2 separate regions of the Homo sapiens genome follow, and region 1 is linked to region 2. A link is a loop called in an ENCODE intact Hi-C map of the cell type or tissue named here. Cell type or tissue: IMR-90. All regions are shown on one strand.

Region 1 (8,000 bases), 220 kb after region 2:
ATTATATATATGCTGACCTGTGTTATAAACTGAACTCTAACTTTGCCATCACCATCTCTTGAGTTCACTGCCTTTGCTTAGTCTCTACAGATTTCCACTTATTCTGGATTCCCTTTTTAAACTTCACATCTTTGACAGCCTATTAAAGTATTCCTAACATCTGAAAGCCTTTGTTAAAAAAAAAATGTGGTATTAAAACTTCCCTTAAAAAACGAATACCGTCTTCTGAAACATCTGCAATGTGAAGCTGGAAAGAAAATCCTGTTACAATTATTAAAATCAATTAAAGCCTACCTTTTACATTTAGCAGACTCAGCATAAAATAATAACATGAAGTATCCAATATTTTCTCATCTTTCCCACAATTTTACAAATTTACTGCCTCAGAAGAAAAAAGGAACAGCAACCAGACTTAACTTTACCAAGAATGATTTCTGCAGTGTAGTATTTAACAGGATTGTACCTCGTCTCCAGTGTAATATTTTGAAGGCTCTGTTGTCATTACTGTAGTCCCTGCTTATCTGAGAGGGATACACCAAAACGCCCAGTGCATGCCTGAAACTGCAGATAGTATCTAACCGTATATATACGGTTTTTTCCTATATATACATGCCTATGATAAAGTTTATAAGTTAGGCACAGTAAGAGATTAACAATAACTAATGATGAAACATAACTGTAACAAATACTGTCACCAATGCTGCGGAGAGAAGATTCATTCTTACCACAGATCTTAGCAACCCCACATATGATTTCTTTTCTTTCCTTATTGAGAACTTTCATGTTTTCACTTAAAGGATGCATTTTAAGGCTTCTCTTATAGCATATCTGAATTGCCAGCGTCACTACTCTTGCACTTTGGGGCCATTATTAAGTAAAATAAGGCTTACTTGAAGACAAACACTATTGATTTGACAACCTAGCTACCAAGTGATTCATGGGCAGGTAGCACATACAGCATGAAGATGCTGGGCAAAGGGGTGACTTACGTCCCAGGCGGGATGCAGCATGACAGCACAAGATTTCATCATGCTACCCAGAATAACACACAAGTTGAAACTTATTGTTTCTGGAATTTTCCATGTAATATTTTCAGACCACAGCTGACCACAGGTAACTGAAACTGGAAAGTAAAACACGGATAAGGGGAGACTACTGTATTGTTTTAGTTCAACTCAGGTTTGCAAATAGCACTATAGTTATTACTAACATTAAACAATGCATACTGATAATCCCTTTCCAGGATTAGGATTTAAAGTAACTTCATATTGGTTCTTTTTATTGGAAAAAAGCTCTGGAAAGATCAAGGATGTATAAAGGAAAGAAAACACCTTTCTTTCACCTGGAATACATTGACAGGAGCCAATTTTAAACTTCAAATTTTTACCTATGTGCATGCATTTTATAAAAAAATGATTCCACAGATTTCATTTCATTCAATTAAGGGGGACCCCAAAAAGGTTAATATTAAGAACTACTGGTTTACGACATTCAATTTTGAACATAAACATCCAGGGGAAGGAAATTTTCAAAATTATGTTTATTAATGTTTTAGTATACACATTATATTCTCTTAGAATTGGGGGAAAAGGAAAACCCCACTCAAGTGAGGTAACAAACTTGCCATCTTTTACAAAATTTCATTAGAACTGACAATGTTATGGTGAGTCCTTAATTCCTGAGAATTTGAATTATTAAGTTTTCTGTGAACTTAAAACAAACGCTCACATTAATTTTTAAATTACAGTATGTCTGAAAAAATAAAATTAATGTTAATGTTATCAAGAAAAATCATCATCCAAATGTACATATTAACCTATTAGATGTGAATATACTGAAGCCCTGTTGCTCTGCAGTTTGACACCATTTAAATTCGTTTCCAGGATCTTATTTCAAATATATGAACTTATAATTTATCCAGATAGCAGTGACATTATTTTGACCTAAAGGAAAAATAATTGTCTGTCATTTTCTTCTCAACTGTAGGTATCCAGGGAGTCAGCATGTGAACTCTATCTAGTATTGATAAAATAATTAATTTACATGTGTAGGGATAATGAACACAGAACATGTGATTCTCTTCTAGTAACAATTTCTATCCCTTAATAGGAGATGATTTCAGAGAAGTTAGAGAAGAAAAACAGAGAAAACAATACTGTTGCTATGAAATGACGAATTTGATATAATCAAATGCAAGATCATTAATATAAACACTTATAATAATGAAAATATAAATTATTAATTATGCAGCATGCTTTAGGGCCATTTCTACAGTTATTATGAATTACAAATATTAAATGCCTTTAATCTATCCACTGTTCATAATTCTGTAAGCCATGTTTACATAATAAACAAAAAACATTTCCTACATATTCTGTCTCTTCTGACTTTTAACAATTAAAGTATTTATCTTGGGCTGGCAAGTTACCCTGACCCTAACCAGTAAGTACAAACAGGGCATTGTACACCCATTCTAAAAGCTGGAATCAAAGAATAATGTTAGAAGTATTTGCAGGATTTATCCAAAGAAATGTTTAGCAGACAAATGCAATAGAAAAAAATCAAGCATTTCCCAAAATGGTGTTTGTATTAGAAAGTTTTAAACTTTTGTCTTCATTGTAAAGGTATCACTTTATTTTATTTTTAAAAGGCCATGATTAACCATTTAATAACTTACATACCTTTACAAAAATAAAACTAACAGCTTGCTGGGCACAAAATTTACTCAAAATCTTTCTGTATTTTTAAAATCAGTAAGTGATGTATCTTGCTAGCGCTTTATTCTCACAGTGGTATTTTTTTAAAAGCCTGAACAGTGTAATTATTTAATCTGATGTTTTAAATTATACTTGATATAAAAAAAAAGTCTACCCAAACCATCACCAAAATTTCAATTCAATCTAATGTAGAAGAAACCTGAGTTTGGATGTAGAAATAATTCATTCAATTTTTTTTCTGACATCATACATCATGCCTTCAACCAAAATAGAAGTGAAGCTTCAAACAGGACTCTATGGCTTTATCTGAATTTTCTGAGTATTAAGTAAATCTTAAATTTAAAGCAGCTGTTGGAGGTTAAATGTTCTCAAAGCAATGTAAACTAGTTATAAAATGTCTCATCAAAGACATCAGCAGCTCTTGTGAGTCACATGAAATTAACAATGAAAGAAGGATCATCAGTTATACTGTACACTGAGAGTACATAAAACACTTGTGCCTCACCTCTAGTATCAAAGCCATCTTCATATATTCCTTTTATAAGAATATTGATATGTATTCTTTATGAACTTCAGGCTCATTCCTTTTGTTAAGCATGTATTTACTGGCTGTATATAGTATATGCATTGAATTTCCCATGACTTGAAATAACTATAGATCAAAGATCTATGCAAATACAAATTACAAACATGTAGATTACAAGAAATCCGAGGTGATAGTTTATGAATCTGGATTTGCCCTTTTATAACTTCACTTCAAATAGAAACATCTTGTACCCTCAAGTCCAGGCAAAAATCCAATTTTAAAATCTCATTCTTAACCTTTGAAAGTAGAGCCTTTGGAAACAGAATGAACTTCACTTTAAAGCACTGCCTTTAAGAACTGTAACATCTATTTTCCAGAGATGTGACCCAGGAAACAATTCATCAATAGTTTATCCATTCCACTGGCAAAAGTTTTAACAATTCTGATGATTTCATCATATGTGCAGTGAATACCATCCGTATCATTTCACAACAGGATCAGCAGACACAGTGCTGTCAGACAGGTCTCCATTGCTTGTTTTAGTTTCTTCTGAAAGCATGAGTGAAAATAATAATGGATATTTATGTTCATTTTTAAACAATAAATTAAGAAGTAAAAGAAATTTGAGAAGAGCTGTATTGCCAAACTTCAAATTACAGTTGCATCCATCAAATGTTTCTCTAACATCACAAATTATACCTTGTTTACACTTTAAAATTTTTAAAAATCTAGGCTAAACACTGCAATTGTTTCCACTGGTTTTTAATGAAGGTGGAGTTGAGGGAGCTCAGAACCTGTATTGGGGTGGGGCTTCAAACCACATGGGCTCCTTTGTCCTGAGGAATCTTGATATTCCTGGTCTAAGAAAGGCCCGCTCCCCTCACGCCAGTTCCTCCAGCTGGGCCAAGAAAGAACCATTACAGTACATTGTCATTCCTGGTAGGAACATGGCTGCAAACTCACATATCAAAACTGTCCAGAATGAATAACTTTCCATTTGTATTTATAACTTATTATAATAAATTATACGTAATATATATTATTTCTTAAAATAATTTTAAATGAAACAGCTTTTCACTGTTTTTGACAGAATGAATTCCTGGCTTTTTGTGCAAAATGTCATGTGTGCATATTTCATTAACAGACAAAGACTATTTGAGTAATGTATTCAGAAACTGACTATATCTCTGAGCAATCTTTAGCTGAAATAGTCTTAGAACAGTGATGTGAGTGATAACATAACAACTGCAACTCTGGAGAGTTCCTTAAGAGGAATAGGCCAAAGCAAGGAATCCCACTGCCATGAGACTGAAGGGTTGTTTGTTTTGTTTTAATGCTTTAGCCTGAAAGCAAATGTCCAATCGCCCCGCAGAGTTTTCCCAGTCACCTGGGCTGGGGAAAAGGTTCTGGCATCATGAAACACATGAGCAGAACTGAGGCAATAACTGAGTTTCTTCATAATTTAGATTATATTGATTCAAATTCTTCCAAATGGCTTTGCTAATTTATCCTTGAAAATGAACACAAATGTAGTATGTATAAATTTTCATTTAATATTGAGTGTCTTCCAGATTAATAAGCTGAAACAATTTTTTCAAGCATGTTTATTTAGTCTAGATTCAAAAAACGCCTGGATATGCACCTAATTAATAAGTAATATTAGTAATATTTAATTTATGCAACAATGTCAAGAAATAAGGTAGTTCACGTAAGTGGTCTACCCAATGAGTCACCTCTACTCTATATAAAGAAAAAAGGTGTATTTTAAAAATTAACATAAAATAAGATTAATAAAAACATCTTGTTTTATGAAGAGCTTTATATCTTGATTTATGAAAACTTCATGAAGCACGAGTAAGACAAAAAGGAGACTAGTAAACATGAAAATTATAAGGGTTAACTAGTCGCTGTATCTAGTTTTGATCTTCCAAGCAATGAGAAATGTATGCTATATAATATCCATGACAGAAAAAGGGAAACATCTGTTTCTCAGAGAAGATGATTATTCCTAAATTTCAAATCTGAGAGAAATATATCATGGGGACATTAAATATGAAACACTGAACAATGCTCTTACGCCTTAAAAAGTATAGATTCCTTTCCACCATCCTACATAGAATACAATGGACAGAATCCTTTCCTTAATGACTGAAGTTCATTGAAATCACTATCAGTTATTATGGCTATATTGCCTGAGTCTCCAGGGCCTGACTATGAAAGAAGGCAGGATGCTATTTACTACAACTAAATAGCCCCTATGATTTTACAGTTCTTTAATCATCTGTCCCATCTCATTCAGTCAACATCTAGTCATCAGCAGCTCTGCCTTCAGCAACATTTAGCTGTCCTCCTCTATTTGTTCCTTCAAATCTAATAGTTTGAGCCATGAAAGAAAAACCAAACTTGTGAAAAGTGTATTTAAATTAAAAGCAGATGATCCTGAACAAGGTTTTAAAGGGTTACCAAGTGTGAAATGCATAAACTACATAAATTCCTTTTCAATTTCACACAAGATCTATACAGGCTTTACTTTTTTTAAAAGACTTAATGCTAGGTCTGTGTTATTTTCCAAAAGGACAAAGAAGCTAGATGTCTGACCAGATAAAATGGTGCATTACTGTCTATTACTAAAGACATTTATTGGTCTTTCCAAATTTAAACCACTCACTGACCTTCCTTCTCTTTCTTTTCTTGGTTTTCTTCAGCCGCAGTCTTGTCTGCTCTGAAGAAAATTCTTGCACTGCTCAGTGAGAAATACAGCAATTCAAATTCCTAAGTAAATTTAAAAATTTGAAATAAAAACCAAAAATACTTATTATGGCAAAATACCAAAAATATATGCATTTTTATGCCTCTTATTATTATTTTTAAAAGCTCTAGTGGAAATCATAAATACAGAAACTGAAATAAGTAACCCGCCCATTTTTAAGATGTGAGTCAAATGGCTTCCAAATAGCACTCATTTTAAAATATAATCTTTTTGCCACTATTCATCTCACTTGTGAAAATGGTAGTTTCTATATGGCTTCTGCTTTTCAGACATTAAGAAGTCATGGATATCAAATGGTAAGTCAAAGCAGATGTGACTCTTAGGCTCCTCTCTACCTGTAGATAGACATCCAGTCGCTTCTGAGTGAGATTCATGGTTTGTAAGAGTTTTTCATCTTGACTGGCTGACTGTACATTCTGTTGCTTAGCAACTGCTCTTATCTCCTTCAGGTATTTCTCTCTAACAGACTGGAACCAGTGAAGTGAATCAAACTCCCGATACTGATCCAAAAGCTTTAGAATGTAAGCCACACCTGCAGGCATAAGCAAAACTAAGGTTAAATTACAGTGAGTACAGAAGTGGTATTCTACTCCTTCACCAATAATTCCCAACACTAAGCATTCTGAGTAATAATTCCTAGCATTTTAAGTTTGTCCCGTTTCAAGTTACATTTTACAGCATAAATGAATGATGGGTTTAACAAAATGGCTTAATTCCTCCTTTAAAAACAATGTAGAAGTATAACTAAAGACAAGTCAATTAAGAAGAAAATAAATAACTAACATGGCCATATAAATCACCAGGAGAAACGATATAGCTGTAAGCATAAAGAATAAAACTTTCCATGACTTGTACCTATAATCCCAATACTTTGGGAGGCTGAGGCTAGAGGACCTCTTGAGCCCAGGAGTTTAAGACCAACCTGGGCAACACAGTGAGACTCCTGTCTCTAAAAAAAACAAAAATTTTTTTAATTAGCCAGATGTGGCGATGCATGCCTGTAGTCTCAGCTACTCGGGAGGCTGAGGTGGGAGGATCGCTTGGGTCCAGGAGGTCGAGGCTGCAGTGAACCATGACTGCACCACTGCACTCCAGCCTGGGTGACAGAGCAAGACCCTGCCTCAAAAAGAAAGGAAAAAAACACTTCAACTGCTAAAAAGATGGCAATTGAGGAAGCTACAAGGAAACCAGAGAAACTAAATATAAGACGTTAAAACTGTACAACCCCAACAAAAACAAAGCCTAAATATTAGGCCAAAGTGGACAAGTGATTAGCAATACTAAGAAGGCATTCAATAAGTTATAAACTACAGAAAACAAGTATCGTCAATCATGTATTCCAGCTAAAAACACGGTAAACAACACTCATGAAAAACAAATCTATAGGCCGGGCATGGTGGCTCATGCCTGTAATCCCAGCACTTTGGGAGGCTGCGGCGGGCAGATCACGAGGTCAGGAGATCGAGACCATCCTGGCTAACACAGTGAAACCCCGTCTCTACTAAAAATGCAAAAAAAATTAGGCAGGTGTGGTGGCGAGTGCCTGTAGTCCCAGCTACTCGGGAGGCTGAGGCAGGAGAATGGTGTGAACCCAGGAGGCGGAGCTTGCAGTGATCGTGCCACTGCACTCCAGCCTGGGCAACAGAGCGAGACGAGACTCTGTCTCAAAAAAATAAAAAAGAAAAAAGAAAGAAAAATCTATAAAGAACATATAGACCTATTCTCAAGCAGATGTTTCTAAGAATCCATTACAAGGTCAATATAAAATTAATGGAAAAACAATTCCATTAAGCTTACCCATGGCAAAGCCATCATCAGTAAAGGCAGCTCCAATTTTATTTTTTTTATTTAATTTTTCCTTGCAACTAATGGAATGCTCTACAAAGTTGAGGGTCTAAAAAGATGTAACAACATGTTAGAAAAACAATTTTGCTAAGAAAATCTTCAGAATTCCTATAACAGACATTTTAAAAATTATAAATAGAAT
Region 2 (8,000 bases):
CTGGGCAACATAGTGAGAACTTGTCTCTACAAAAGAATAAAAATAGCCAGGTGTGGTGGCATGTGCCTGTAGTCCCAGCTACTTGGGAGCCTGAGACAGGAGGATTACTTGAACCCAGGAGTTGGAGACTGCAGTGGGCTATGATCATGCCACTGCATTCCAGCCTGGGTGACAAAGTGAGTCCGCGTCGGAAAGACAGAAAGAAAGAAAAAGAAAGAAGGAAAGAAAAGAAAAGAGAAAAAGAGAAGAGAAGAGAAAGGAAGGAAGGAAGGAAAGAAGGAAGGAAGGAAGGAAAGGGGAGGGAGAGAGAGAGAGAGAAAGAAAGAAAGAAGAAAAAGAAAAAGAAAGAAACAAAAAAGAAAGAAGCAAAAAGAAAAAGAGAAGGAAGGAAGGAAGGAAGGAAAGAAGGAAACAAATAAATCTGGGGCTTCTAATGCCATCAGTAAGTTAAATGAGCATGGATGAGATTCCATTCTATGCTCAGCAGAAAGGTAAATGGCAATGAATTACATGACAACCTCCACTGTGCCCTGTGTGCACCTCCACAGCATCAATGTTAGAGAGAACTGGTGCTTTTAGGTGAAGGACACGTGGGGGCAGCTGCCTGTTTTCCATGAAGCAGCCTGTGCTGTCACTGCACTACTCATCTTCAAATTAGAGTCCGCACCAAGCTCGACTTTCCATGGAGCACCCAGTGACCTAGCCATTCCCTAGAAGGTTATTTCATATTTCATCGGCTTTCTATGCACTGGCTTCTAGTGCTCTATTTGTTAAAAAAATAATAATAATCAATCCCCAAAATGTACTCCCTCCCACCCCCAATAATTTCCATTCATATTGGACTTGATTATTTAAATTTAATTTGTTAGAAGTTCAATATTTTATTTTGCATGATTAGCCTTTTAATCAAGTTGTGAGAGTTCAAAAATATTCACACTATTGCATTTCTTTTTATTGGTTTGGGGGTTTTTTTGTTTTTGTTTTTGTTTTTTTTGCTTTTTTGGAGTTTGTTTGTTTGTTTGAGAGAGGGTCTCACTCTGTCCCCCAGGCTGCAGTGCAATGGTCCAATCTTGGCTCACTGCAGCCTCAACCTCCCAGACTCAGAAGATCCTCTCGCTTCAGCCTCCCTGGTAGCTAGGACTACAGGTGCACACCACCAGACCCGGCTAATTTTTCGCCATGTTGCCAAGGCTGGTCTCAAATTCCTAGGCGACCCACCTGCCTCAGCTTCCCAGAGTGTTGAGATTACAGGCGTGAGCCACCACACCCAGCCTATTGCATTTCTTAACACAATACGTATACTTTATTTTTTTAAATGCAATGTTGTCCTAGTCCTTGCAGGCTGCTATAACACAGTATCATAGACTGGGTGGCTTACAAATAACAAAAAAACATATTTCTCACAGTCCTGGAGCCTGAGAAGTTCAAGATCAAGGAACTGGCAGATTCAATGTCTGGTGAGGGCCCCTTTCCGGGTTCACAGAGGACAACTTCTTGCTGTGTCCTCACTTGGTAGAAGGGATGACCAAGCTCCTTCAGGCCTCTTTCCTAAGGGCCTGAATCCCTATGACCTAATCACTTCCCAAAGGCCCCACCTCTGAATACCATCGAGTTCGTGGTTAGGATTTCAACACATGAATTGGGGTGGCGGGGAGCACACAAGCATTCAGACCATAGCAAATGTAAAGAATTTGTCTACAAGAAAATCCACACATTGGTCATGCTCTCGTCTTCATCTGTGTCCCTGATTCTTTCATTTCTGTTGGCATCCAGCAGCATGATGGACTTTGTATGGAAGTGCTGAGCAAGAGGCCAGCACTTCAAACAGTGCAAGACACTTAGGGGCTCAGGGCGTAGATGCATGAGGAAATGAGCAGCTTAATAAGCTACATGGATAGCTGTGGGTGCCAGCCCAGTTCCTCATCCCCACTGCTCATGCTCAGACCTGGGAAAATGTGGGGAAGATATATGGGGACCCTGGTTACCTCTAGACAGCTGCATCCTAATATAAATACTCAATCTGCCCATTTACTCTTCCTTCCCCTCTCCCAGGATCTCCCCAGTACACTCAAGAGTGAAATGGGCTATGGGCTGACCTTCCATTAGCCTCTGGAGAAATGAAGACTTATGCCCTGACTTAAGAAGTGTCTAGAAAACTATGAATACATAAGCATAGCTCATTGTTTGATATAGTGTATATTTTGTCATGCAAGTGATTGATGCCTGTTGAAAATGAGAGTAGCTCAAGTGTAAACAAGGATCCACATGGCCCATGGCAATGTCTTCATCACAGAACCAATCCTGTAACACTAACAATGACGATGAGGTTAGGGGACACTCGCTATGTGCCAGGCCCTCTCTAACCATCCTCCCTGCATTAATTCATGTGATTCTCACACTTCTCTAAGAAGTAGGAACTATTTTTCTCTAGTTCTTGATTCTCTTATTTGTAAAATGGAAAGAATATTTGTTTCCATTTTATTTTAATTTATTTATTTATTTATTTATTTATTTATTTATTTATTTATTTCCTGAGACAGGGTCTCACTCTGTCCAGCAGGCTGGAGTGCAGTGGCACGATCACAGCTCGCTGCAGCCTTGACCTCCCTGGACTCCCATCTCAGCCTCCCAAGTAGCTGGGACTACAGGCGTGCGCCACCATGCCTGGCTAATGTTTTTGTATTTTTTGGAGATGGGGTTTCACCATGTTGCTCAGGCTATTTGTTCCCATTTTATAGGACATTTTAAATTTTTTTTTTTTTTTTTTTGAGACAGAGTCTTGCTTTGTCGCCCAGGCTGGAGTGCAGTGGCGCGATCTCGGCTCACTGCAAGCTCTGCCTCCCGGGTTCATGCCATTCTCCTGCCTCAGCCTCCCGATTAGCTGGGACTACAGGCGTCCGCCACCACGTCCGGCTAATTTTTTGTATTTTTTAGTAGAGATGGGGTTTCACCATGTTAGCCAGGATGGTCTCGATCTCCTGACCTCGTGATCCGCCTGCCTCGGCCTCCCAAAGTGCTGGGATTACAGGCGTGAGCCACCGTGCCCGGCCAGGACATTTTAAATCTTATGTAATAGGATTTTTGTAGAAATTTAATGAGTTCATACATGCCATGTAGTAAGCACTTGATATGTATTCGTTTTTAATATTTTATTATTGATACTGTCTCCATTTTACAGGTTAAGAAACCGAGACGCAGAGAAGTTAAGTAAATTGCCCAAGTTACACAGCTAGTAAGTGGCAAAGCCAGAACATAAACTTCCTGCTATTATGAAGACACTGCTGAATCCTGCAATCCATGAATATCTGTGTTAAGGAAAGTGAGAGATGGATTACTCCTGCCAATAATAAAGGGGGGAAAACAAAGCTGCTATTAGAAGATGAGTCCACCAGGGGGAAGTAGATGCATGCATTACTTAGGCATGACGCTAGCCCGGGGAATTTTTTTTAAGACGTTAAATATTAAAAGTTTAATCACCGATTTTACGCCAATGGTGAAGGAAGAACTTGATTCAAATTATTTTCCTATTACCTGAAAGTGCAGAGGATTAAAAATGACCACGCACGTAAAATTGACAGGTAAACTGTCAAGTAAATGAAAGGGCTTCCCCCAACAAGCCGGAGATAAATGGTGGTTGTTCACTCCCGCGAGCCTGACCCTGTGTTAGCGCTGGGGATCAGGAGGACAGGCATGAAGTTCACTGAACAGCGAGAGGCAAAGACCCACCACACCACTCCCCCACTCTCCACTCACCCTGATTCTGTGTTAAAAGGTGAATGAGATGGTCTGGGCCAAAGCGTGCAGGCTTGGTCTCCAGTGCTGGCAACAGACAGGGAAAGAAGTCAGTGGGCTCAGTGCACATGTGAAGCAAATGAATGAAACTGAATTTGGAAAACAGAGTGACAAGTGTTATCTTGGGGCGGATATGCCACGAAGTATAGGAGTGCAGGAGAGGGAGGGAGCGGTCCTGCCTAGAGATGACATCAGAAACCAGCTTTTACAAATGCAGAACAGCTGGCCGGTCAGATGGAAGGAAGTGGAAAATAGTCCAGAAGAAATACTCTGGACAATGGTTTCGGAACATGGAAGGTCCTCATGCCTTTGGAAAATAATAAGAAAAAGGATTGACTGTGGAATGAGTCAGAAAGAAGGAGAGATTAGCTCTCCCTGTTCACGCCACCCACCCTGCCCCCAAGTAAGAATACAGTCAAGACGGGCAGTAGAATAATCATTTTCTTTGGGGGAAGGGGGCTTATATACTTCTGATTACAAAAGCCTCATTTTAAACATTTTGGAAAAATACATAAGGAATTTGCATTTCATCACAAACAGAAAGCCAGTATTTCCTGTCTCTCTTATAGATATACTATATTTGTGTGTATATATGTACATGTGTATACAAATATACATATATGTACGTGTGTATATATACATATATGTACATGTGTGTATATATGTACATGTGTATACATATATATGTACATGTGTATATATATGTACATGTGTATACATATATATGTACACATGTATACATATATACACACATTCATATATATCTGGGATAATTCTATACAAAATTTAATATCTTTGTTTTGTGAAATAGACAATGCACATTTTCCCATTAAATTACGCATAAAAGTATAATTTTGATGACTCTACAATATTCCTTTGTATAGCTGATTCATAATTTTTAAGCAGCCCTTTATTGTTGGACACTATATGGTTTCCAACTCCCCTTTACTATAAGCAACTTTGATGAACATTCCTTTTGTAAGTCTCTACATCTCATTATACACACACACACACACACACACACACACACACACACTTTTTTTGAGACAGGGTCGCCCAGGCTGGAGTGCAGTGACGCGAGCATGGCTCACTGCAGCCTCGACCTCCCAGGCTCAAGCAATCCTCCCACCTTAGCCTCCTGAGTAGCTGGAACTACAGATAAGAGCCACCACACCAGGCTACTTTTTGTATTTTTTGTAGAGACCAGGTTTTCCCATGTTGCCCAGGCTGGTCTCAAATTCCTGAGCTCAAGTGATCTGCCCGCCTCGGCCTCTCAAAGTGCTGGGATTACATGAATGAGCCAACGCACCTGGCCTTAAATGTTCTTGATTCAAATTGCCAAACTGCTCTCTAGAAAGGTTTTAGTAATTGAAACTTCCAAGCAAAGATGAGAGTGACCATTTGGCCACATTCATGCCAAGGCTGCGAATTATCATATTTAGTATCTTGTCACTCAAAAAAATACTTATTAGGCATTTACTAGGTGGTAGGCTCTGGGCTGGGTGCTGAGATACAGCAATGAGCAAGTGAGATAAGGAATTCCTGCTTCCTGGAGTTTCCATTCTTGTGCAGGAGGCTGTCAGTAAACAAGGGAAATCAGTAAAGTATGCAGCATGTTCATTGTAAATGCTAATGAGAAAAATAAATCTAGCAATAACAACTGGAAGTGTTGGGTGAAAGGGGCGTGAATTTTAGATGGGGTGGGCAGAGAAGGGCTTACTGGGGAGATATGAGTAAAGTGCTAAATAGGGAGATGGCGTGCAAATATCTGGAGGACAAGATTGCAGACATGAGGGATCGGCAAGTGAGAAGGTGTGAGATGAGAGCCTGGTTGGCAAGTTCGAGGTAAAGCAAAATCAGTGTGGCCGAAGAAAGGCAGAGAGGAGAAGAGTAATGTGTGTAAGTGATGTCAGAGGAGTAACCGAAATCAGAAGGGGAGGAGGAGATAGATGTGTTATGGAGGACCGTGTGGAATTCAACTTTCCCTGGAAGAGAAGGGGAGCACTGGAGGGTTTGACTTGGAATTTAACAAGATCCCTCTCGCTGCTGTGTTCAGAACAGGCTGAGGTGGGCTAAGGAACGAAGGAGGCTAGTGCCGTAATCTAGGATGGAGATGATGGTGGCAATGGAATAGACGTGATGGGGATGGTGAGAAGAGATTGAAATCTAGAGACGTGAAGGTGGCACGTGCACCTACAGGATTTGCTGATTCGGGGATGGGGGAGAGCTAAGAAAGAGTCAGGGTGAGTCCCAGCTTTTTGACCTGAGCAGCTTGGAGAATGAAGTTGCCATTTACTAAGTTGGAGAAGTTGGCAAAGGAACAAAACAGAACAGGGGTAGAGGGTGGAGATCAAGACCTCAGATATGAGCTTATTAATATGAGATACGGTTTAAGACATCCTAGTAGAGACACCAAGTAGACAGTTGGATAGAGGACTGAAGCTTAGGGAGAGGTCAAGGCTGAGGGCACACAGGAATTAACAGCACATAGAATGGACAGAAAAGAGGATCTGTCCAAAGATGAAGGCTGTGGGCACGCCTGTGTTCAGAGGTTTGGATGCCAGAAGGAATCAGCAAAGGATACTGAGGACGAGCAGACAGAGAGGCAAGAAAACAATCAAGAGAATGCGGTGACCCAGAAGCCAAGTGGAGAAGTCTCAGGGAGGCTGGAGGGATCAGGATTAAGATGAAGACTAAGAATTGACCATTAGATTAGCAATAAGGAGGCCACTGGTGCCCATGAGAACCAGTCTTAGTGGAATGAGAGGAGCAAAGACCTGACTGGAGTAGGTTCAAGAGAGAAAGTGGAGACAGTGATTATAGACTAATCTTATTAGGAGCTCTGATGGCAAAGGAAGGAGAGAAAGGGGCATTTGATCGAGAGACGGTTCTTTTTTTAGGACGGGAGAAATAAAATAATGTTTGTATGATGATGGAAATAATCCTGTAGGCGGGAAGAACTGGTTGGAGAATTGTTGGGGCAAAGTGCTTGGTTGGGTGCAAGAGGATGGGATGCAATGCGGGAAAGGGGGAGCAATGGTACCCATCGTGGGGGAAGCTCGATTGTTTCTTTTTTTTTTTTTTTTTTTTTTTTTTTTTTTTTTTGAGACGGAGTCTCGCTGTCGCCCAGGCTGGAGTGCAGTGGCGCAATCTCGGCTCACTGCAGGCTCCGCCCCCTGGGGTTCACGCCATTCTCCTGCCTCAGCCTCCGGAGTAGCTGGGACTACAGGGGCCCGCCACCTCGCCCGGCTAATTTTTTGTATTTTTAGTAGAGACAGGGTTTCACCGTGTTAGCCAGGATGGTCTCGATCTCCTGACCTCGTGATCCGCCCGCCTCGGCCTCCCAAAGTGCTGGGATTACAGGCGTGAGCCACCGCGCCCGGCCGATTGTTTCTACATTGTTTCTACATTGTTAGTGAGATAGGAAGCAAGGGTGACAGCTGAGAGTGAGGATGAGAGGATGTGTTGGAGGTTTGAGGAAAAGCTAGAAGATAGGAAATAGTCATCTAAGGAAAGAAAGAATGAATGGGCTCAGGAAATAGAGGGTGGTGCCCCGGCAGCATTATGGACCCACTGGAAGTCCCTGTCTGTGTGGTTGTCTATGCAGCCATATCACCAGGGCACATGCATGCAGTGACATGGCTTCAACCAGGGTTGTAGTCAGGCAAGTGATTACAAAAGAGAGGGAGGCAAAGGAGGGATGACACTGAGCGACCTTGGTGTTTAAGCTGAGGAAGGAGGGACAGGAAAGGCTAGCAGTGAAAACAGCAATGAGTGGCCCCCAAGGCCAAAAGATGGCTGGAGTCAGAGATGGAAAGAGAGGAGATAGCGGCCGGAGTGTGGGATCTTAGAAACTGCCCTTGAGAGAAGCTGTAGTTATGGATAATAACGCTGGGTGTCAGGATGGGAGCAGATGTCAGGGGCTTGGTGGAGAACAAGTTCACTGGAGAAGGGAAAGGTCAAAGAGCTGGGAGGCCAGGGCACCGCATGGTTCCTGCATGTGGGTGTGGAAATCATCAAGGAATCATGTCGGTCACAGTGACCAAGAACAGAAGTCCTCATGGACCAGCAGCCCCCGCGGTCCAGCTGACAGCCACAGGAGGGCAGTGGGCAGTTTCAATTGATGGGTGAAAACTGTCTCTCATTTTTTATTCCCAATCATTTGACTTTAATGACACTCAATTCCCTCCTATGACTCATGGCCATTT

Evidence for each region. Hi-C counts contacts between places; a loop is a spot of excess contacts. Peaks named below come from ENCODE experiments on the same cell type or tissue, not always from the same donor. Only the 100,000 strongest peaks of a DNase experiment are listed, where the experiment ranks them.
Region 1: it touches region 2 in a loop (4-fold over the local background); 20 of 110 quality-filtered maps call a loop at or near these places.

Annotation. Positions count from the first base shown.
Region 1 is chr12:105,162,656-105,170,655 of GRCh38, reverse strand. It overlaps WASHC4 (WASH complex subunit 4), which reads right to left. Exons shown (of 33, transcript NM_015275.3): 30 at 7,811-7,907; 31 at 6,349-6,545; 32 at 5,916-6,015; 33 at 1,526-3,792. The coding sequence ends at 3,725. Among named protein-coding and RNA genes, the nearest start is that of WASHC4, 59 kb to the right of the region's middle. In IMR-90, no CTCF peak of the experiment used is centred here; no DNase peak of the experiment used is centred here; H3K27ac peaks cover 289 bases.
Region 2 is chr12:105,378,924-105,386,923 of GRCh38, reverse strand. All of the region lies in intron 1 of LOC105369957 (a long non-coding RNA gene), which reads right to left. Among named protein-coding and RNA genes, the nearest start is that of C12orf75, 52 kb to the right of the region's middle. In IMR-90, CTCF peaks have their summits at 3,389 (motif pointing right) and 7,889 (motif pointing right); DNase peaks (open chromatin) are centred at 3,403 and 3,983; H3K27ac peaks cover 425 bases.